2 separate regions of the Homo sapiens genome follow, and region 1 is linked to region 2. A link is an interaction called in ENCODE POLR2A ChIA-PET data of the cell type or tissue named here. Cell type or tissue: Caco-2. All regions are shown on one strand. Each heading gives the region's core, and the rest is flanking DNA. Links, peaks and the distances in the headings are about the cores only.

Region 1 (11,238 bases), core at 204-8,203, 190 kb after region 2:
TCCTCAGGGTCCCCGCGGAGGCCCCGAGCGACCCCAGGTCGGCCAGCGGGGAAGATGACCCCTGCGCCCCCAAGAAGGTCAAGGTCGACTGCGACTCCTTCCTGTGCCAGAACCCCGGGGAGCCCGGCCTCCAGGAGGCCCAGAAGGCAGGCGGGCTCCCTGCGGATGCCTCGCCGCTCTTCCGCCAGCTCTTCCTCAAGTCGCAGGAACCTCTTGTGAGCCACGAGCAGATGCAGGTGTTCCAGATGATCACCAAGTCCCAGCGGATCTTCTCCCATGCCCAGGTGGCAGCAGTCTCCTCCCAGCTCCCTGCGCCCGAGGGCAAACCAGCCGCCCTGAGGCCGCTGCAGGGGCCGTGGCCGCAGCAGCCCCCACCACTGGCTCCTGCTGTGGACTCTCTCCACGCCGGCCCTGGAAACCCCGAGGCAGAGGGCTCCCCAGCCCGCAGGAGAAAAACCACACCCGGGGTTCCCAGAGAGGCCTCCCCCGGCAGCACGAGACGAGACGCAAAGGGGGGACTGAAAGTGGCCGCGGTTCCAACGCCCCTTGCAGCACCGTCTCTGGACCCTTCCAGGAATCCAGACATCTCTTCTCTGGCCAAGCAGCTGCGATCCTCTAAAGGGACCTTGGACCTGGAGGACATCTTCCCCTCCACAGGCCAACGGCAGACCCAGTTAGGTGGGGAGGAGCCACCAGGAGCCTCGCTGCCAGGGAAGCAGGCCCCAGCCGAGAATGGCGCGGCTTCAAGGATCACAAAAGGTGAAAAGGGCCCAGCCTGCTCCCGGGGTGGAGGCTACCGGCTCTTGGGCAACCCCAGGGCCCCGCGATTCTCCGGCTTCCGGAAAGAGAAGGCGAAGATGGATATGTGCTGTGCGGCTTCTCCGAGCCAGGTAGCCATGGCCTCCTTCTCATCGGCCGGGCCCCCGGCAGATCCCTCCAAGTCCAAGCTGACAATATTCAGCAGAATCCAGGTACCAGCTCTCTCTCACGTGGCCTGACCAGAGTGGAGTGAGTTTCCTTTGCATTTGTTAGTTGTCCAGGCATTTTATTTCATTTCAGAGAGTCCCCAGATGCAATTTTACAGAGGAAGGAATTAAGGTTCCGAAAGATTGTGGTTTTCCCCACTAAAAAAAAAAAGACCAGAATGAGGCCAGGTGAGGTGGCTTATGCCTGTAATCCCAGCCCTTTGGGATGGGAGGCTGAAGTGGGGAGACTGCTTGAGCTCAGGAGTTCGAGATCAGCCTAGGCAACATGGCGAAACCCAGTCTCTACCAAAATTTTAAAAAAGTAGCTGGGCGTGGTGGCACACGCCTGTGGTCCCAGCTACTCGAGAGGCTGAGGTGGGGGAGAATCGCTTGAACCTGGAAGATGGAGGTTTCAGTGAGCTGAGATTGTGTCTCTGCACTCCAGCCTGGGCAACAGAGCAAGACCCTGTCTTAAAAAAAAAAAAAAAGATCAACATGAGGATATCCCAGAGTTGTTCAAAACACTGTTATCTCACAAAGCCTTTTTTGCTTTTTTTTTTCTCTTGTTTCCCTTTGGATTTGCCTTTTTAGAATCTTCAGAGGATATGAAGGTAGATGCTCTCTTTCCTTTAAAGATTCCTGCTTGAAATGGCCATGTGTTTTCTGATTGTGAGTCTTGGTTTCCACAAGCACAAGTGGGCACCTGCATCGTGCCCCACACTTAAGCACATTGATAATTATTCACTGGTTCCTCCAGATGTTGTGTTTGGAGGGCCTGGTCCAAAGAGCTCATCCAGGTCTCCTGACTCCATGTCCAACCTGGGCAACATGGCGAAACCCTGTCTCTACCAAAATTTAAAAAAAATTAGTTGGGCATGGTGGTGCACGCCTGTGGTCCCAGCTACTCAGGAGGATGAGTAGCTTCCCATCATACCACAGCTACCTCATTTTTGTTTTGTTAACATCTTTATTATTCAGGTGCCAAATAATGCACCATTTTATTTTTTATATATTTTTTAGAGATGGAGGGGGTCTCGCTATGTTGCCCAGCCTGGTCTTGAACCCCTGGGCTCAAGCAATCCTCTCATCTCGGCCTCCTAAAGTGTTGGGATTACAGGCATGAGCCACCATGCCCAGCCAAATCCACCACTTTATTTTATTTTTTAAATTTATTTTATTTATTTATTTATGATGGAGTCTCACTCTGTCGCCCAGGCTGGAATGCAGTGGTGCTATCTCAGCTCATTGCAACCTCCGCCTCCTGGGTTCAAGCAGTTCTCTGCCTCAGCCTCCGAGTAGCTGGGATTACAGGCATGCGCCACCACATCTGGCTAATTTTTGTGTGTTTAGTAGAGACGAGGTTTCACCATCTTGGCCAGGCTGGTCTTGAACTCCTGACCTCGTGATCCACCCGCCTCAGCCTCCCAAAGTGCTGAGATTGCAGGTGTGAGCCACTGTGCCTGGCCAAATTTATTTTTGAGACGGAGTCTCTCACTCTGTTGCCCAGGCTGGAGTATAGTGGTGCAATCTTGGCTTACTGCAGCCTCTGCCTCCCAAGTTCAAGCAATTCTCCTGCCTGGGCCTTCCAAGTAGCTGGGATTACAGGCACACATCACCATGCCCAGCTAATTTTTGTATTTTTAGTAGAGCCAGGGTGTCACTGTGTTGGCCAGGCTGGTCTTTCCTGACCTCAGGTGATGTGCTTGCCTCGGCCTCCCAAAGTGCTGAGATTACAGGCATGAGTCATGGTGCCTGGCCTGAATACACCATTTTAAAGTGTAGCGTTGGGTAATTTGTAGTATATTCACAAGATCGTGCAACCATCCCCACTCTTTGCCAGAACAGTTTCATCTCCCCAAAAGGAACCCCACATTTCTTAGTTGTCACCCACAATCTCGCCCTCCCCCCAGGGCCTGGCAGCCACGAGTCTCCTTTCTGTCTCTGTGGATGTGTCTGTTCTGGACATTGCATATGAGTGGAATCATGCACTCTGTGGCATTCGTATCTGGCTTCCTTCACTCAGCATGACGTTTTCCAGGCTCATCCGTGGGGTGGCAAACGGCAGAGCTGCATTCCTTTCCATGACTGAGTGATCCTCTGTTGGATGGATAAGGCCGCGTTTTATTTGTCTGTTCATCAGTGGATGGACATTTGGGTTGTTTCCACTTTTTGGCTATTTTGAATATGGTGCTGCTGTGAATATTCACCCATGTACAAATTTTTATGGGGATTTATGTTCTAGGAGTAGAATCGCCAGGTCGTACAGCAGTTCTGTTTTAGGTCTGAGGAACTACTAGGCTGTTTTGCTTGTTTCCTCTTCCCACCCACAGTGTATGAGGGCTCCACATTCTCCATGTCCTCACTAACACTTGTTATTGTCCGTGGTTTGTTTAAATTATAACTACCCTGGCGGGTGTGAAGCAGTATCTCATTGTGGTTTTGATTTGTATTTCCCCGTGGCTGCTGACGTTGAACACCTTTCTGTGTTCTTATTGGCCATCTGTGTATCTTTCTAGAAGAAATGTCTGTTCAGGTCCTTTGCTTATTTTTTAAAATCAGATTACTATTTTTTGAGTTCTCTATATATTCTGGATGCAAGACCCTTATCTGACACATGACTTGCAAATATTCTTTCATTTTGTGGTCTGTCTTTTCACTTTATTTATGATACCATTTGCAGGACAAAAGTTTTTATTTTTTATTTTTTATTTTTTTTTGAGACAGGGTCTCACTGTCACTCAGGCTGGAGTGAAGTTGTACGATCATGGCTCACTGCAACCTTGAACTCCTGGCTCAAGTGATTCTCCCACCTCAGCCTCCTGAGTCGCTGGGACCTCAGGCCCATGCCAGTATGCCAGGCCAATTTTTGTATTTTTTGTAGAGATGGGGTTTTGCCATGTTGCCCAGGCTGGTCTCAAACTCCTGGGCTGAAGCAATCCTCCCACCTCGGCCTCCCAAAGTCCTGGGATCACAGGCATGAGCCACCACGCCTGGCTAAAAGTTTTACATTTTGATGAAGTCTAATTTGTCTGTTTTGCTTTGGTGTCTTATCTAAGAAACCACTGTCTAATCCAAGGTCATGAAGATTTACTCTGATGTTTTCTTCTAAAAGTCTGTAATTTGAGCTCTTCTTGCCTCTTCATTTTGGATGTGTTGGTTCAGATGCATTTTCATCTTCAGGGTGGAAACATCTACAGGCTCCCCCATCCGGTGAAGGAAGAGAATGTGGCAGGCAGAGGGTAAGTTAAGAAGCCCCCGATCCTGCATGCACCCTGGCAGGAGTCCTCTGGCCTTCCTGTGCCGGCCCTGGACAAGTGAGTGGGGAGGATGCTTTCAGTCCTAATGGGATTAGGGTACAGCCTCCATTTTATAGGGTTTATCAAGAGTAGTCAGGCTGGACGCGGTGGCTCACGCCTGTAATCCCAGCACTTCAGGAGGCTGAGGCAGGGGGATCATTTGAGGTCAGGAATTCGAGACCAGCCTGGCCAACATGGTGAAACTCTGTCTCTACTAGAAATATAAAAATTAGCCACGTATATTGGCACACACCTGTAATCTTAGCTACTTGGGAGGCTGAGGCACGAAAATCACTTGAACCCAGGAGGTGGAGGTTACAGTGAGCCGAGATGGTGCCACCGCACTCCAGTCTGGGCAACAGAGTGAGACTCCATCTCCAAAAAAAAAAAAAAGTCAGTGGATTGGAGTTATAGACAAAAAAGAAAAAAAAACAACAAAAAATCAGTGATCAAGGACAGAGTCCTAATCTCCCACTCTTCTTTCCTGCCATGTCCCACAGTAACCAGCAAAACGGCAGTCCCACAGACTGGACGAAGCCCAGGAGCACTTTTGTCTGCAAGAACTGCAGCCAGATGTTTTATACGGAGAAAGGGCTGAGCAGCCACATGTGTTTTCACAGCGACCAGTGGCCGTCACCTCGAGGGAAGCAGGAACCGCAGGTGAAGGGGGACGACCAGTGGCTTGGTGGTTACTGGGTTTCTGGCAGGCCTGTGGGGAGTAAACGAGATTGGTGTCACTTATCTCAGGATGGGGACGTCACTCTGGGTCGGGGGCTGGAGTCAGGCTGTGTGGCTCTCCAGGGGCAGGCCATTGCCATGGGCTGCAGCAGCTCTCCAGCTTGGTCCATGCCACAGACTCACTGCTGTTTTCTATGACAGCTTTTTTTGCTGAAGCAGCTCTTCCTTTCCCCACCTACCTTATCTCTTAAAGAGCCATCTCTTCTCTTCTGTGTTTAGGTGTTTGGCACAGAGTTTTGCAAGCCGCTAAGACAGGTGCTGAGGCCAGAAGGGGACAGGCATAGTCCCCCAGGAACCAAGAAGCCCTTGGACCCCACAGCTGCAGCCCCTTTGGTGGTCCCCCAATCGATCCCCGTGGTTCCAGTGACCCGACACATAGGGAGCATGGCCATGGTGGGTGCTTGTCGGCCTGCCTCCTTCCTGCCACTGCCCGCAGCTGCTGGGGGAAGCCGTAGGAAAAACCCAAACCAGATACCACAGAAAATCTTTGACTCCAGGCTGGATGTGGTGGCTCATGCCTGTAATCCCAGCACTTTGGGAGGCTGAGGCGGGTGGATTGCCTGAGCTCAGGTATTCGAGACCAGCCTGGGCAACATGGTGAAACCCTGTGTCTACTAAAAATACAAAAAAATTAGCTGGGCATGGTGGCAGGCACCTGTAAACCCAGCTACTCGGGAGGCTGAGGCCCGAGAATCACTTGAACCCAGGAAGGAGAGGTTGCAGTGAGCTGAGATCACAACACTGCACTCTAGCCTGGGTAACAGAGTGAGACTCTGTCTCAAAAAAAAAAAAAAAAAAAAGAAAATCTTGATCCAGAAGAACCTGGTTTGCATGTTAATTCAGTCATTCAGCATTCACTGAGCCCCTCTGTGCCAGGCCCTGTGCTGGGTGGTGCTGGGGACACAGAGGTGACCACAATAGCCTGGGCCCTGCCTCCCAGGGCTCCTAGTCCAGTGGAGGAGACAGGCCTGTCCCCAGACAGTGACAACCCAGAGTGGGCAGAGCTGGGAGCAGAGGGAGCCCAGAGAGTTCCCAGGGGGCTCCTGACCCAGCCTGAGGAGGTAAGGGAGGGCTTCCTGGAGGAGGAGGTATGGGATCTGAGACCTAGAGGATGAGGAGGAGTAGGGCTGGCAGAGCGGAGAGGAGATTTTGTGGAAGTGAGAGAGAGCATGGTGAGTTACGAGTGATCAGTCTCGTAGGGCTTGTCTCTGCAGCCTGTACTGGAGGACCCCCTACTGAAGAAGCTCCTGCTGGACTCGGGGACACAGTCCGTGGACCTGAAGGTCCCCTGAGTCAGTGGCTGGGTCATTTCGGTGCTTGTCATTTGGGTGGAGCAGCATTTCTTTCTTCACCGTCACACTGTATCTCTGGGGATCTCTCTCTTTTTAAGGGCCAGTCATCTTAATGATTGAGGCTATTCTTACACAGAGTCAGGGGCTCTGCTGGGGCAGTGGGTGCAGGAGAAGGCTGCAGCCGGATCATCGCCAGGCTCAGTACGTCAGGTCTGGCTCAGGTGTGGCCAGCCTCCTTTGCCGGGCGTGCATTTCCTAGTTTCCTGTCTCTGGCCGGTCTCCTTTTCCTGCTCTCTTTCCATCCTGGAGATGGAGTGGTGCAGTAGGTGGCTTCAGGCGACCACCTGTGGTTCTAAACTTCTTCAGGGACAAGAGAAAGACGGGGAGGAGCGAGACAGCAAGGAGAGCAGCCAGCAGAGAAAGCGGAAGAAGCGGCCCCCACCCTCCACGGCTGGGGAGCCTGGCCCTGCAGGATGCCACCAGAGCCGCCTGCGGTCACCCATGTTCCTGGTGGACTGCCTCCTGAAGGGCTTATTCCAGTGCTCCCCCTACACACCACCCCCAATGCTCAGCCCCATCCGGGAGGGCTCTGGGGTGTACTTCAACACCCTCTGTTCCACGTCCACTCAGGCCAGCCCTGACCAGCTCATCAGCTCCATGCTCGGTGAGTGAGGCTGGGGCACTCACTCTGTGATCCCAGGGTGGATTGCCTGCGGACCACAGCCACTCTACCTTGTAGCATTGGGTTCAGTGATTGTCTCCTGCCTGGGTGTACCTAGTCTGAGGGTTCCTTTGCTATTCAGATGTGCCCCAGGACTGATCTAAGTGCCTTCTAGTGCATAGAATTTTACAGCCCGAAAGAAAACGTAGAGGCCATTTAGCCTGACCATGCTTCTGCCTGCCCTTCTGTGTCATTTTCTTTTTCTTTTTTGAGGCAGGGTCTTGCTCTGTCACCCAGGCTGGAGTGCAGTGGCTTGATCACAGCTCACTGCAGCCTCGATCTCCTGGTCTCAAGAGATCCTCCAGCCTCAGACTCCCAAATAGTTGGGACTACAGGTGCGCATCACCACACCTGGCTAATTTTTTATTTTTCTTAGAGATGGGGTCTTGCTATGTTGTCCAGGCTGGTCTCGAGCTCCTGGACTTGTGATTTTGCTGCCTTGACCTCCCAAAGTACTGGCATTAAATGTGTGAGCCACCCTGTCCAGTCTGTGTCATTTCCTTTTTTTTTTTTTTTTTTTTGAGACAGAGTATCACTCTATCACCCAGGCCAGAGTGCAGTGGCGTGATCTTGGCTGACTGAAACCTCCAACTCCCAAGTTCAAGCAGTTCTCCTGCCTCAGCCTCCCAAGTAGCTGGGACTACAGGCGTGCGCCATCATGCCTGGCTAATTTTTGTATTTTTAGTAGAGATGGGATTTCACCATGTTGGCCAGGCTGGTCTCGAGCTCCTGACTTCCAGTGATCCACCCTCCTCAGCCTCCCAAAGTGCTGGGATTACAGGTGTGAGCCACTGTGCCTGGCCTGGCCTATGTAATTTTCCTAACAGATTTATTGAGCTGTACTTCACATACCATGCAAATCACCCATTTAGAGTATGCAGTGATTTTTAGGATATTCACAAGGCCGTGCAACTATCACATAGTCTTAATTTTAGAGCACGCTTAGCATCCCCAGAAGAAGCCAGAGCTCATTAGCAGTGACTCCGCCCATATCCCCACAGTCCCTTCTTCCCCCAGCCTGGGCACCCACTCATCTGCCTTCTCTCTTTGGATTTGCCTATTCAGGACATTTCATGTAAGTAGAATCATACAATATGCAGCCTTTTGTGTCTAGTTTATTTCACTTGGCATGTTTTCAGAGTCCCTTCATATTGTAGTGCATATCAGTGCTCAATTCCTTTTTATGGCCGAACATTTTTCCCTTGTACAGATGGGCCCCATTTTGTTTATTTATCAGTTGATGGACATTTGGGTTGTTTCCACTTTGGGCTATTATGAATAATGCTGCCATAAACATTCATATAGAAATTTTTGGGGTTTTTTTGGGAGACAAGGTCTCACTCTTGTCACCCAGGCTGGAGTGCAGTTGTATGATCACAGCTCACTGCAGCTTCAACCTCCTGGGCTCAACTGATCCTTCTGCTTCGGCCCAGAGTAGCTGGGCCTACAGGCATGCACCCCCATGCCTGGCTAATTTTTTGTAATTGTTTTTATGTAGGGAGGGGGGTCTTGCCATGTTGCCCAGACTGGTCTCAAACTCTGAGGTGGGCCAGGCATGGTGGCTCATGCCTGTAATCCTAGCACTTTGGGAGGCTGGGGCGGGTGGATCACCTAAGGTCAGGAGTTCAAGACCAGGCTGGCCAACATGGCAAAACCTCGTCTCTACTAAAAATATAAAAATTAGACGAGCATGGTGGCGGGTGCCTATAATCCTGGCCACTCAGGAGGCTGAGGCAGGAGAATCGCTTGAACTGAGGGTGCAGTGTTGGGAACAGGCCCCCCAAAATCTGGCCATAAACTGGCCCCAAAACTGGCCATAAACAAAATCTCTGCAGCACTGTGACATGTTCATAATGGCCATGACACCCACGCTGGAAGGTTGTGGATTTACCGGAATGAGGGCAAGGAACACCTGGCCGACCCAGGGCAGAAAACTGCTTAAAGGCGTTCTTAAACCACAAACAATAGCATGAGCGATCTGTGCCTTAAGGACATGCACCTGCTGCAGATAACTAGCCAGACATATCCCTATATTTTGGCCCATCCCTTTGTTTCCTGTAAGGAATACTTTTAATTGATCTATAATCTATAGAAACAATGCTTATCACTGGCTTGCTGTCAATAAATATGTGGGTAAATCTCTGTTCAGGGCTCTTAGCTCTGAAAGCTGTGAGACCCCTGATTTCCCACTCCACTCCTCTATATTTCTGTGTGTGTCTTTAATTCCTCTAGCGCCGCTGGGTTAGGGTCTCCCCGACCGAGCTGGTCTCGGCAGCGGAGGTTGCAGTAAGCCGAGACCATGCCATTTCACTTTAGCCTGGGCGAAAGAGCTAAATTTGGTCTCAAAAAAAAAAAAACAACTCTGGGGTGAAACAGTCCTCCTGCATTGGCCTTCCAAAGTGCTGGGATTAGAGGCCTGAGCCACCACACCCAGCCTTATGTACAGGTTTTTGTGTGGATTTATGTTCTCAGCTCTCTTGGGTAGATAACTAGGAGTGTAGTGCTGGGTCATATGGTAACTCCATATTTAACTGTTTACAAACTGCCGGATTGTTTTCCAAAATGGCTGGGCCACTTTAAATTTCCAGTAGCAGTATATGAACATTTTCATTTCTCCTCCTTCTTGTCAACACTTGTTATTGTCTATCTTTTTAAGTATAACCATCCTAGTAGGTGTAAAGTGGTCCTTTTGCAGGACAAACATTTCTAATTTTCATGAAGCCCAATTTCCTTTCTTTTGTTACTTGTTCTTGTGGTGTTATATGTGAAGATTTGCCTGACCCAAGTCATGCAGAGTCACTCTTGTTTCCCTGTAAGAGTTTTGTAATTTTGGTCCAGGTGCGGTGGCTCACGCCTGTAATGCCAGCACTTTGGGAAGCCGAGGCAGGCGGATCACGAGGTCAGGAGCTCAAGACCAGCCTGGCCAACATGGTGAAATCCCGTCTCTACTAAAAATACAAAAGAATTAGCCGGGTGTGGTGGCAGGCACTGTAATCCCAGCTACTCAGGAGGCTGAGACAGAGAATCGCTTGAACCCAGGAGGCGGAGGTTGCAGTGAGCCAGGATGGCACCACTGCACTCCAGCCTGGGCAACAGAAAAAAAAAAAAAAGAGCTTTGTAATTTTGACTCTTAGGTTAGGTCTGTAATCAATTTGAAGATAACTTTTATATATTACATGAGGTAAAGGTCCAAATTCATTTTTTTGCATGTGTATATGCAGTTCTTCCAGCAGCATTTTTTGAAGACTTCCCATTGAATTGACTCAGCACAATTCATTGTTAGAAATCAATTGACCATAAACGTGTGGGTGTATTTCTGGGTGTTCAATTCTATTGATCTGTATACTTATCCTTATGCCAGTATCACACTGTTTTGATTACTGTAGCTTTTAACTTTTGTTTTTTTGTTTTGGGGGGGTGGTTTGGAGGGGTTTTTTTTTGAGACAGAGTCTTGCTGTGTCACCCCAGCTGGAGTGCAGTGGCATGATCTCGGCTCACTGCAGCCTCTAACTCCCAAGTTAGCCTCCCACTTCAGCCTCCCGAGTAGCTGGGATTACAGGGGTACACCACCACACCAGGCTAATTTTTGTATTTTTAGTAGAGACGGGGTTTTGTTATGTTAGCCAGGCTGGTCTTGAACTCCTGACTTCAGGTGATCCGCCCGCCTCGGCCTCCCAAAGTGCTGGGATTACAGGCGTGAGCCACTGCATCAGGCCTTTTTCTTTAGATATTTCTTTCTGTCTCTTTCTCCTTTCCATCTGGTACTCCTGTTACATGTAGCTGCTGTACTTAATGGTATCCCACATTTCTCTGAGGCTCTCTTTATTTTTCTCTTTGTTCTTCGGATTCCATAGTCTCTACTGATCTGTCTTCAAGTTTACAGATTATTTTCTTCCTGTCAACTCAAACCTATTGAGCCCCATTTTGGTTATTTTATTATTTTCCTCAACAGCTTCACTTGCCAATATTTTACTTTCTAACCCCAGAATTCCCATTTGGTTCTCTCTTTTTAATAATTTCTACCTCTTAATGATATTCTGTCTATGATGAGAAATTGTCATTATACCTTCCTTTAATTCTTTAAGCATGGGAGCTGACAGGAGAGGCAGCCCCTGTCTGGGCTGCACCTACCTGGAATAGAACCCTTGGAGCTGGGAGCTGGCTGGGTAAGGGAGCAGGTCACAGCTCAGATGCAACAGCCTCTTGTTCTTACCAATATTCAGTTG
Region 2 (11,876 bases), core at 205-8,204:
GATGATCAGATCATCAGGGGTTCCTGGGACCACCCCCTCCCCACCGAAGAAGTCACTTTGGGGTGTAGGGGTGGACTTGGCGTCACACTGCTTCTCACACGGGCTACTCTAAGTGGCCCAGACTGCACCAGGACAGTCTCTGCGAAAATGGATTCCTTTCACAGCCCTATGTGAATTTCCTGAGCCAAGGCAGAGAGGCCAGCTGATCACGACTCTGAAGGGTTGGGGATCCTAGGTTGCAACCTGGATTCCCTGGCAGCCAGAGTATGACTAAGTTCAAGTCCACTGAGGCAAGCACAGGTTGCATGTGCAGCTTCTACTGTTAGCCTGTCCAGTATGGCAGCCACTAGCCACATGTGCTTATTTACATTAATTAAAATGAAATACAGGCCGGGCGCAGTGGCTCATGCCTGCAATCCCAGCACTTTGGGAGGCTAAGGCAGGAGGATCACCTGAAGTCAGGAGTTTGAGACCAGCCTGGACAACATGGTGAAACCCCATCTCTACCAAAAATACAAAATTAGCTGGGCGTGGTGGCGGATGCCTGTAATCTCAGCTACTTGGGAGGCTGAGGCAGGATAATTGCTTGAACCCGGGAGGCAGAGGTTGTAGTGAGTCAAGATCTTGCCACTGCATTCCAACCTGGGCAACAGAGCAAGACTCCATCTCAAAAAAAAAGAAAAAAGAAATACACGTTAACATTCCATTTGAATGTGGCTAGTGGCTACCATACTGGACAGTGCAGAATGAAACATTTCCATCATTGTAGAACGTACTGCTGGACAGCTCTGTTCTAGAAAGTGTTCTTGGTCAGGCATGGTGGCTCCTGCCTATAATCCCAGCACTTTGGGAGGCCAAGGCAGGAGGATCACTTGAGGCCAGGAGTTCGAGACCAGCCTGGCCAACATGACAAAACCCCATCTCTACTAAAAGTATGAAAAATTATCTGTACGTGGTGGCACATGCCTGCAGGCCCAGCTACTTGGGAGGCTGAGGTGAGATAACTGCTTGAACCCAGGAGGCAGAGGTTGCAGTGAGCCAAGATCACGCCTCTGCAGTTCGGTCTGGGTGACAGAGTGAGACTCTGTCTCAAAAAAAAAAAAAAAAAAAAAAGCTAGCCAGGCATGGTGGCATGTGCCTGTAGTCCCAGCTACTCTAGAGGCTAGGCAGAAGGACCTTTGAGCCCAGGAGTTCAAGTACACAGTGAGCTATGATCACCCCATTGCACTCCAGCCTGGACAACAGAGTCTCTGAAAAATATATAAATAAATCTCTAAAAAATATATAAATAAATTTTTAAACGTATATATTTTATTTTATTTATTTATTTATTGAGACAGAATCTTACTCGGTCACACAGGCTGGATTGCAGTGGTGTGATCTCAGCTCACTGCAACCTCTGCCTCCCGGGTTCAAGGGATTCTCCTGCCTCGGCCTCCCCAGTAGCTGGGACTACAGGCACGCAACACCATGCCCAGCTAATTTTTGTATTTTTAGTACAGACGGGGTTTCACCATGTTGGCCAGGCTGGTCTCGAACTCCTGACCTCAGGTGATCCACCCGCCTTGGCCTCCCACAGTGCTGGGATTACAGGCATGAGCCACTGCACCCAGCTGTGTATATTTTAAATATTTATATTTTACAAATATAAATATTTAAGTCTCAAATAAATAAATGAAAATAAAATAAACAGTGTTCTTAAAGAGACTACTCTTTTCTTCCCCTTCCCAACTTCCTTTTCTTTTTTTTTTTTTTTTTGAGACGGAGTCTCGCTCTTTTTGCCTAGGCCGGAGTAAAGTGGCGCTATCTTGGCTCAGTGCAAGCTCCGCCTCCCGGGTTCACACCATTCTCCTGCCTCAGCCTCCCGAGTAGCTGGGACTACAGGCGCCCACCACCACACCCAGCTAATTTTTTGTATTTTTAGTAGAGACGGGGTTTCACCGTGTTAGCCAGGATGGTCTTGATCTGCTGACCTCGTGATCCGCCCGCCTCGGCCTCCCAAAGTGCTGGGATTACAGGCGTGAGCCACCATGCCTGGCCCCCTTCCCAACTTCTTGCTGGCTGGAACGCAGACACAATGGCTGGAGCCTTCACAGCCCTTTTGTACCATGAAGTTCCTTGGGCCTGGAGGCCAGGCATGGAAGAGAAATAAGACAGAAGGGGACTAGATCCCTGGCTCTGTAAAGCACCAAACCAGTCCTGGATCACTTTCTGGGACTTTTTATGGAGGAAAGAAAGAAAAACTCTCTATCTTAATTTAGCCACTGTTATTTTGGGTTTTCTCTTCACTCCCCTAGCCTGACTCATAAAACCATGCTCCCACGGAACTATTTGAGGGAGGCGCTTTCCAGAACCTGCCATCCATCCCTCTGGCTTTTGAGGTCCCATCTCAGAGCTTCCAGAAACCAACCTTCCCATCACCCACCCCCAACATTCCCTCCTGGGCAGCTTCCCACCTGCATTTTCTGGCAATCAGGAAAGTCCCCAGGGGAGATGTGATGTTCCAGCTGAATCTTCGCAAAGATGACGGGCAGTTTGAGGATCAGCTGCTTCTTCTTGTTCTCCTTCCCAAACACAGAGGGCATCTCCTTCTTCAGGTAGCTGATGATGTAAGCGTGAACCTGTGGGAAGGGTTCTCACCTCAGCCTGCATCAGGGTCCACCAGGGAGCTTGTTAAAACACAGGCTGCAGGCCCCACTCCCAGAGATTCTGATTTACTTGGTCTGGGCTGGGGCATGAGAATTTGTATTTCTTTTATTTCTTTTTCTCTCTCTCTCTCTCTTTTTTTTTCTTTGAGACGGAGTCTCGCTCTGTCACCGAGGCTGGAGTGCAGTAGCACAATCTCGGCTCACTGCAACCTCCGCCTCCCGGCTTCAAGCAATTCTCCTGTCTCAGGCTCCTGAGTAGCTGGGATTACAGGCATGCGCCACTATGCCCAGCTAATTTTTGTATTTTTAGTAAAGATGGGGTTTCACCATGCTGGTCAGGCTGGTCTCAAACTCCTGACCTCGTGATCTGCCCACCTTGGCCTCCCAAAGTGCTGGGATTACAGGTGTGAGCCACCGTGCCCAGTCTTTTTTTTTTTCGAGACAGAGTCTCGCTCTGTTGCCCAGGCTGGAGTGCAGTGGTGCAATCAGCTCGCTGCAACCTCCAACTCCTGGGTTCAAGCAATTCTTCTGCCTCAGCCTCCCAAGTAGTTGGGATTAACAGGCATGCGCCACCACACCCGGCTAATTTTTTTGTATTTTTAATAGAAACGGGGTTTCTCCATGTTGGCCAGGCTGGTCTTGAACTCCTAATCTCAGGTGATCCACCCGCCGTGGCCTCCCAAAGTGCTGGGATTACAGGCATGAGCCACCGCGCCTGGCCTGCTTTTTTTTCTTTTTTTTTTGGAGACAGGGTCTCGCTCTATCACCCAGCCAGGAGTGCAGTGGTGCGATCATAACTTACTGCAGCCTCAAATTCCTGGGCTCAAGGGATCCTCCCGCCTCAGCCTCTCAAGTAGCTGGGATTACAGGCAAGAGCCACTGCCCAGATGGGAATTTGCATTTCTGACAAGTTACAGGTGCTGCAGGCGGAGGTGCCACACTGTGAGCCTCATGGCCTCCTCCTGCTGGGGCTCACCCTGGGCTCCTCCTCTCTGCTAACTAAGTGAGCTGAGTCCCTCCCAGTTTTAAACACCCCTCCAAGAGGTCCACTCCCGAATCTGCATACCAGCCTAAGCCTCTCCCTCCAGCTCAGGACTCAGAGCTAATTGCCCTGTCAACATTCCTGGATAGCTCCATACCAGGATGCCCTAAGTGGAATTTGAGCCTAGCCCTCAGAGCTGTGTCGCCCTCAGCTGTGCCCATCTCTGAAAAGGGCATCCCCAGCCCTGCCTTCCCAGTTGAGGCCAGAAATCTAGAAATTTTATTTTTATTTATTTATTTATTTTGAGACGGAGTCTCACTCACTCTGTCACCCAGGCTGGAGGACAGTGGCGCAACCTTGTCTCACTGCAACCTCCACCTCCGGGTTCAAGCAATCCTCCTGCCCTGGCCTCCCGAGTAGCTGGGATTACAGGCACGTGCCACCATGCCTGGTCAATTTTTGTATGTTTAGTAGAGACTGGCTTTCACCATGTTGGCCAGACTGGTCTCGAACCCCTGACCTCAAGAGATCCACCCGCCTCGGCCTCCCAAAGTGCTGGGATGACAGGCGGGAGCCACCCCGTCCGGCTCTAGAAATCACTTTTTTTTTCTTTTTGAAAGGGAGTCTCACTCTGTTGCCCAGGGTGGAGTGCAATGGCATGATCTTGGCTCACTGCAACCTCCACTTCCTGGGTTCAAGCAATCCTCCTGCCTCTACCTCTCGAGTAGCTGGGATTACAGGTGCCCGCCACCACTAATTTTTGTATTTTTAGTAGAGAGGGGTTTTCACCATGTTGGCCAGGCTGGTCTCAAACTCCTGACCTCAAATGATCTGCCTGCCTCAGCCTCCCAAAGTGCTGGATTACAGGCGGGAGCCACGGTACCCAGCTCTTGAAATCATTATTGATTTGATATTTGATTCTTCCTCCTGTTAAGTAGCCACATCCAACCTATCAATGAGTCCCTTTTGCCTCCTCCTATGTCTCTCCCTCTCTCCCCTACTTTCCTTTTCTTTTTTGCTTTTTTTAGACAGGGTCTGGCTCTGTCCCCCAGGCTGGAGTGCAGTGGCACAATCTCGGCTCAGTGCAACCTCCACCTTCCCAGCTCAATCCATCCTCCCACCTCAGCCTCCTGAGTAGCTGGGACTACAGGCACCCGCTACTACGCCCAGCCTCTCCCCTGCTTCTCATTTCTCTCCACCTCAGTGGCCACCATGTCCATTCGAGCGTCATCCTCTCTTGCCTGGGGAGACACCCAAGGTGGCCCGACAGGTCTCCCAGCTCCCCATCCTGCCCCAATAACCCTTGCTCCATGCAGCAGTGGCCCAAGAGGGCATTTTTCAGGAAGGAACATGAGCCCAGGGGATGCTGCTCATAACTCTCTATTTGCTTATTGAAGTTCAAAATTTCTACCGAAGCCGACAAAGCCCTACAGCAGCAATTCACGAAGTGTGGTCCAGGGAAACCCAGGGGTCCTCAAGATCCTTTCGGGGGTTCCTGTGGTCAAAATTATTTTAAGAACAATACTAAGACGTTATTCGCTTTTTGCTTTCTTCACTCTTTTTTTCTCCCAAATGGACAGTGGATTTTTTTTTTTTTTTTTTTTTTTTGAGACAGAGTCTTGCTCTGTCACCCAGACTGGAGTGCAGTGGTGCAAATAATGACTTTATTTATTTATTTATTTATTTATTTTTTGAGACAGAGTCTCACTCTGCCGCCCAGGCTGGAGTGCAGTGGCTCAATCTCGGCTCACTGCAAGCTCCACCTCCCGGGTTCACGCCATTCTCCTGCCTCAGCCTCCCAAGTAGCTGGGACTACAGGCGCCCGCCACCATGATAATTTTTGTATTTTTAGTAGAGACTGGGTTCCACCATGTTGGCCAGGATGGTCTCGATCTCTTGACCTTGTGATCCGCCCGCCTCAGTCTTCCAAAGTGCTGAGATTATAGGCATGAACCACCGCGCCTGGCCTAATGTCTTGATTTATTAATCTTCTCTTCTCAAGAGGCTGAGATGGGAGGATCACTGAAGCCGGGGAGGTCAAGGCTACAGTGAGCCATGATCATACCACTGCACTCCAGCCTGGGTGACAGAGCAAGACACTGTCTCAAAAAAAAAAAAAGGAGCCCCAGAAGGGCTGGAAACTTGTCTGTTCCCTCCATCTCCAGCACCAGTACAATCTGTACAGAAAACACTCAGGAAATATTTGTGGAATAAACCAATGAACTTGAGAACCTTTGAAACACAATCTTTTTATTTTTTATTTTTTATTTTTTTTTTGAGATGGGGTTTCACTCTGTTGCCCAGGCTGGAGTGCAGTGGTGCGATCTTGTCTCACTGCAACCTCTGCCTCCTGGGTTCAAGCGATTCTCCTGCCTCAGCCTCCTGAGTAGCTGGGATCACAGGCATGCACCACCATGCCCAGCTAATTTTATATTTTTAGTAGAGATGGGATTTCTCCATGTTGGTCAGGCTGGTCTTGAACTCCTGATCTCAGATGATCCGCCCACATTGGTCCCCCAAAGTGCTGGGATTACAGGTGTGAGCCACCACACCTGGTCCACAATCTTATAAATTATCGAAAAATAAACAAGGAGAGCAGAATAATGAATATTGGTATGTCTATATTTTATAGGAAGCTCACAAATTAAATATTGCTCATGCCTATAATCCCAGCACTTTGGGAAGCCAAGGGGGGAGGATCACTTGAGGCCAGAAGTTCGAGACCAGCCTGGGCAACATAGCAAGACTTGGTCTCTAAAAAAAAATTTTAAAACTAGTTGGGTGTACTGGCGCGCGCCTATAGTCCCAGTGAATTGCCGGGGCTGAGGAGGGAGGATCACTTGAGCCCAGAGGTTTGAGACTGAAGTGAGCTATGATGTCGCCACTGCACTCCAGTCTGGGCGACACAGCGAGCCTTTGTCTCTAAAAAAATGAATAAATAGGCCAGGCGCGGTGGCTCACGCCTGTAATCCCAGCACTTTGGGAGGCTGAAGCGGGTCGATCACCTGAGGTCAGGAGTTAGAGACCAGCCTGGACAACATGGTGAAATGCTATCTCTACTAAAAATACAAAAATTAGCCGGGCTGATGGTGCCCACCTATAATCCAAGCTACATGGGAAGCTGAGGCAGGAGAATCACTTGAACCTGGGAGGTGGAGGTTGCAGTGAGCTGAGACCGTGCCATTGCACCAGCCTGGGCGACAGAGTGAGACTCAGTCTCAAAACAAAATAATAATAAATAAATGCTTTTACAAAATGCAGTATATTGGCCGGGCGTGATTACAGTATATCACGCCTGTAATCCCAGCACTTTGGGAGGCAGAGGCAGGCGGATCATGAGGTCAGGAGATCGAGACCATCCTGGCTAACACAGTGAAACCCCGCCTCTACTAAAAATACAAAAAATTAGCCAGGCGTGGTGGCAGGCACCTGTAGTCCCAGCTACTCGGGAGGCTGAGGCAGGAGAATGGCGTGAACCCGGGAGGCGGAGCTTGCAGTGAGCCGAGATCATGCCACTGCACTCCAGCCTAGGCGACAGAGCGAGACTCCGTCTCAAAAAAAAAAAAAAAAAAAATGCAGTATATCTGGAAAGACACACAAGAAACTACTTATGGGGGTTGCCTCTAGAAAAGAGGCCCTGGGAGCTGGTGGGGTGAGGTGTGGGAGAATCATGTCTGATAAAGTATGAATGCCTTTCCATGAGATGGTCTTAAATGTTCAATAAAAAAGACTAGTTAAAAAATTCTTTTAGGCCAGGCACAGTGGCTCATGCCTGTAATCCCAACACTTCGGGAGGCCGAGGCCAGCGGATCACCTGAGGTCAGGAGTTCGAGACCAGCCTGGCCAACATGGTGAGAACCCATCTCTACTAAAAATACAAAAATTAGCCAGGTGTGGTGGCACCTGCCTGGAGTCCCAGCTACTCGGAAAGCTGAGGCACAAGAATCACTTTAACCTGGGAGGCAGAGGTTGCAGTGAGCCGAGATCATGCCACTGCTCTCCAGCCTGGGTGATAGAGAGAGACTCCATCTAAAAAAAAAAAAATTATATATATATGTATATATATATATATATATATATTTTTTTTTTTTTAAAGAATCACAAATTTAGACTGCTGAGAACGTTGGTGGTCCCTGACTGGTTCTAAATCTTCATCTCTTCCACCTTCCACCACCACCCTGTCTCCAGCCCCGTTAGGCTCTCAGTTCAAACACATCAAGTGCATGGCTGCCCCAGGGCCTTTGCACATGCTGTTCTCACTGCATGGACTGCTCTTCCACCCGATCGCCACTCGGCTCACCCCTTCCTCTTACCCCTTCCTCTCCTTCAGAGCGCTCTAAAATAGTCCCTCGCCAGCCCCTCTTTCCTCCGCTTCATTTTTCTTCATAACCATTGATTTGTTTAATGTTTGCTTCCCCACTAAAAAGTAATTCTATGAGAAAAGGAATTTATCTGTGTTCCCTGCTGTATCCCCAGAGCCTAGAGGAGTACCACATGCGATCGGCAACTGCTGAATGAATGTCACTGGGCCACTGCAGAGAATGTGGTCTGAAGGTTCAGGGCATCTTGGCGTCTATAGAATCAGACCCTCCCAAGATCTTGGCCTTACGTATCACAGCATCATAAAATCTCCCCTTCTAACAGCTATCACTTCAGCCAAAGGACTTAGAGCCAGAGGATTCGTCCACACCCTCCATCGTACAGATGGGAAACTGAGGCACTGGGAGGAGGGTGAATGCCTCCTCCCAGAGAGTCCAGGAAGGCCTGGTATCTTTGGAGGAGAGCATGAGGGGAGGTTAACAGTATGGCTATTGTTGGTGACGACCAAGTGTGGCGGACTCATATGTGAGGAGCAGGGGTGGGGGTGCGACACGGGGCAAAGGAGGGGCAGTGAGCCTTGGTCACAGCGGACCCTAAATCCCATGCTCCTGTGTCCTGAACGGCACTGGGGAGCCATGGATGAACCTGCAGGAAGAGGGGGAGGGAGTGCCTAATGGTCTGAAGGACCAATCAGGGCAGGGGTGTGGCCGGGCTGGGGGCGGGGCCTGTGAGAGCGGGCCAATGGAGCCAGGGGGCAGGGCCGAAGGGCGGCTCCGTAGGGACCAAAGGAGGGTAGGCGGGAGGGCGCTGATGGCTTTTCCAGAGAGGAAGCAGGGGAAGGTGCCAGGAAGAGATAAGGTGAGAGGGCGGGCTGGGCCGGGGCTGGGTCCCTGACTCCGGGGTTTGTCTGGGTTTCCGGAGCCGCCCCCAGCCCGGCGGGGGCACCAGGTGTCTGGCCCGGACCCACCCCTCTGTCCCTGGGCCTTGTGCTCCAGCTCCCGCCAAGGGACCCGCGGGAACGAACCTGGGGGAGTCTAAGCAAGACCAGGAGGAAGACAGAGAGAGGGCGGCGGCGGAGCGGGGGAGAGATGGAGAGACAGGAGGAGGCAGAGCGAGAAAGAAAAGGAAAGGGAGTTAGAATAAAAGAAAAAGTAAAAATGGAGAAGAAAGAGACTGAGAGAGAGGTAGAAAGGAGACTGACATAGAGACAGAAAAAGAGAGAGAGAGACACTGCAGAGCCGCCTGGGCAGAGGAGCGCAAGGTGAATTCCGAAGGTTCCAGGAGTGGCAGCCTGGTCCACAGTGGGCCGCTCCCTCCGAAGGAGGATTCCTGGGGTGGGGGTGGGGGCTCTGACTCACCCACTCTCGCTGCTCCTTAAACCAACACCTCAGGCTCCTCCACCCCCTAGAACCTTCTTGGCCTCCCTGCCTGCCCAGCTTCCTGCCCCGCCTCCACCCTGGCAGCCTCCCCCTGAGAAAGTTCCATCTGACATCCAAAATCGCTCTGAAACCCGCGCTCTCCTTTCTCCTCTCCCTCCCCAAGGCCTGTCCTGATCCAGGAACCTCCAAGCCTTTTGCCTGGTCTCCAGGCTCCTAGACTCTCCTGCCTTGAATCCACCCTCCAAAAGGTAGCTTGAGTCTAATTATCTCCTTTCCCTGCTCCGAACTTTTTCATGGCTCCCCAGTGCCCTAGGGACAAAGCACAGATTCCCGGACACAGCCCACACCACCTCTGATCTCAGCCACATCCTCAGCCTCTAATTGAGTTAGCACACTGTCTACACTGGGTTCAACACTGACATTTCCCCTCAGATGCCCTCTCCTCCAAAGAAGCCCTCTCTGCCTGCCCCAGCTACCCCGCCCCAGCTCTGACCACACTGGGTCATCGGTGCCTGGGGATGGATCTGTCTCCTCTCCAGGAGCCCCAGTGAGGACTGAGCCCTGGAACTGCCTTCATTATTTAGGACTGGGAGCCCCAGCAGGACAGGACTGGAACCATCGTGGTCACTGTTGTGTCTCCTGCACCACCCAACACCAGGCCAGGCATAGAGGAGATTTTGTTCAATGCAACTGTTTGTTCAATGTCATTCATTCAATAAATATTTACAGAGCACCAATTCTGTTCCGGGCACTGGGGATAAATCAGTGAAGGAATTCAAAGAGCCCTGATTGGCTGGGTGTGGTGGCTTACGCCTGTAATCCCAGCACTTTGGGAGGCCAAGGCGGGCGGATCACCTGAGGTCGGGAGTTCGAGACCAGCCTGACCAATATGGTGAAACCCCGTCTCCACTAAAAATACAAAAAATTAGCTGGGTGTGGTGGCACACGCCTGTAACCCCAGCTACTCAGGAGGCTGAGGCAGGAGAATCGCTTGAACCCGGGAGGTGGAGGTTGCAGTGAGCTGATATCGCACCACTGCACTCCAGCCTGGGCAACAGAGGGAGACCCTGTCTCAAAAAAAAAAAAAAAGAAAGAAAGAAAAAGAAAGAGAAAGAGAAAGAAAGAGAGAAAGAGAAACAGAGAAAGAGAGAAAGGAGAGGAGAGGAGAAGAAAGGAAAGGAAAGGACAACAGGGTTAGGGTAAAGAAGGACGCATATGGGGGAAGTTATATTCATTCAAAGGAGGGCATGGACAGCCTTCCTGAGAAGGGAGCATTTGAGCAGAGTCTTGAAAGGGGTGAGGAGGGAGTGAGCCTTGTGGATGGCCAGGTGGGAGGGGGAAGAAGGCAGAAGAGGTTTCCAGGAAGAGGGAGCAGCAAGTGCACAGGACTGAGGCCACCAGCGTGAAGTGCAGGGGACGCTGGGAAGGGAATGGGAGATGAGGACAGAGGAAAGGAGTGAGAGAAGGGGACAATCTGTGGCCACAATCAAACAAGAGTCATGGGAGACGGGTGCTGTGAAGCGCCTAAGATGTAATAAATTCATCTTTTTTTTTTTTTTTATTTTGAGACAGAGTCTCGTTCTGTCGCCTAGGCTGGAGTGCAGTGGTACAATCTCAGCTCACTGCAACCTCTGCCTCCCGGGTTCAAGTGATTCTCATGCCTCAGCCTCCCAAGTAGCTGGGATTACAGGTGCCCGCCACCACACCTGGCTAATTTTTGTATTTTTAGTAGAGACGCAGTTTCACCATCTTGACCAGGCTGGTCTCGAACTCCTGACCTCAAGTGATCTGCTCCCCCCTCGGCCTCCCAAAGTGTTGGGATTACAGGCGTGAGCCACCGCACCCAGCCTTCATTGTTATTTTATGTCTGTTTACTTATTCTGTCTCCCTCCATCAAAAGATAAGCCCCGGGGCTGGTCCAATGGTAGTGGGTTATCAGAACTTTTTTTTTTTTTTTTAATAGAAATGGTGTCTCACTATGTTGCCCAAGCTGGTCTTCAATGCCTGGGCTCAAGCAATCCTCCAAAAGTGTTGGGATTACAGGCGTGAGCCACCGCACCTGGCCTTGGTTATCAGAACTTATTAGTGTCAGTAAAGTTGGCATGCAACTCCCCACCCCCACTGCTAAATTTGACTAGCTTATAAATAAATTAATTAATTAAATTTAAAAAAAGATGAGCCCCAGGAGGGCTGGAACCTTGTCTGTTCCCTCCATCCCCAGCCCCAGCACCATGTGTACAGAAAGCATTCCAGAAATACTTGTGGGCCTGGCGCGGTGGCTCACGCCTATAATCCCAGCACTTTGGGAGGCCAAGGAGAGCGGATCACCTGAGGTTGAGAGTTCAAGACCAGCCTGACCAACTAAAAATACTCTACTAAAAATACACAATTAGCCGGGCATGGTGGTGAATGCCTGTAATCCCAGCTACTCGGGAGGCTGAGGCAGGAGAATCGCTTGAATTCAGGAGGCGGAGGTTGTGGTGAGCCGAGATCACGCCATTGCACTCCAGCCTGGGCAATAAGAGCAAAACTCCGTCTCAAAAAAAG

What was found. ChIA-PET counts read pairs that join two places held together with the same protein. Peaks named below come from ENCODE experiments on the same cell type or tissue, not always from the same donor. Only the 100,000 strongest peaks of a DNase experiment are listed, where the experiment ranks them.
Region 1: POLR2A ChIA-PET joins it to region 2 with 11 read pairs; 5 of 35 experiments call an interaction of 5 or more read pairs at or near these places.

The regions. Positions count from the first base shown.
Region 1 is chr19:47,533,859-47,545,096 of GRCh38, reverse strand. It overlaps ZNF541 (zinc finger protein 541), which reads left to right. Exons shown (of 17, transcript NM_001277075.3): 5 at 1-971; 6 at 4,146-4,204; 7 at 4,762-4,921; 8 at 5,219-5,392; 9 at 6,658-6,955. Among named protein-coding and RNA genes, the nearest start is that of NAPA, 24 kb to the right of the region's middle. In Caco-2, for the core only: a CTCF peak has its summit at 4,174; a DNase peak (open chromatin) is centred at 4,180.
Region 2 is chr19:47,727,114-47,738,989 of GRCh38, reverse strand. It overlaps EHD2 (EH domain containing 2), which reads right to left. Exons shown (of 6, transcript NM_014601.4): 5 at 2,457-2,621. It overlaps LOC124904733 (a long non-coding RNA gene), which reads left to right and starts at 9,479. Exons shown (of 2, transcript XR_007067279.1): 1 at 9,479-9,577; 2 at 9,869-10,066. RefSeq lists an enhancer at 3,576-4,076. In Caco-2, for the core only: no CTCF peak of the experiment used is centred there; a DNase peak (open chromatin) is centred at 3,699.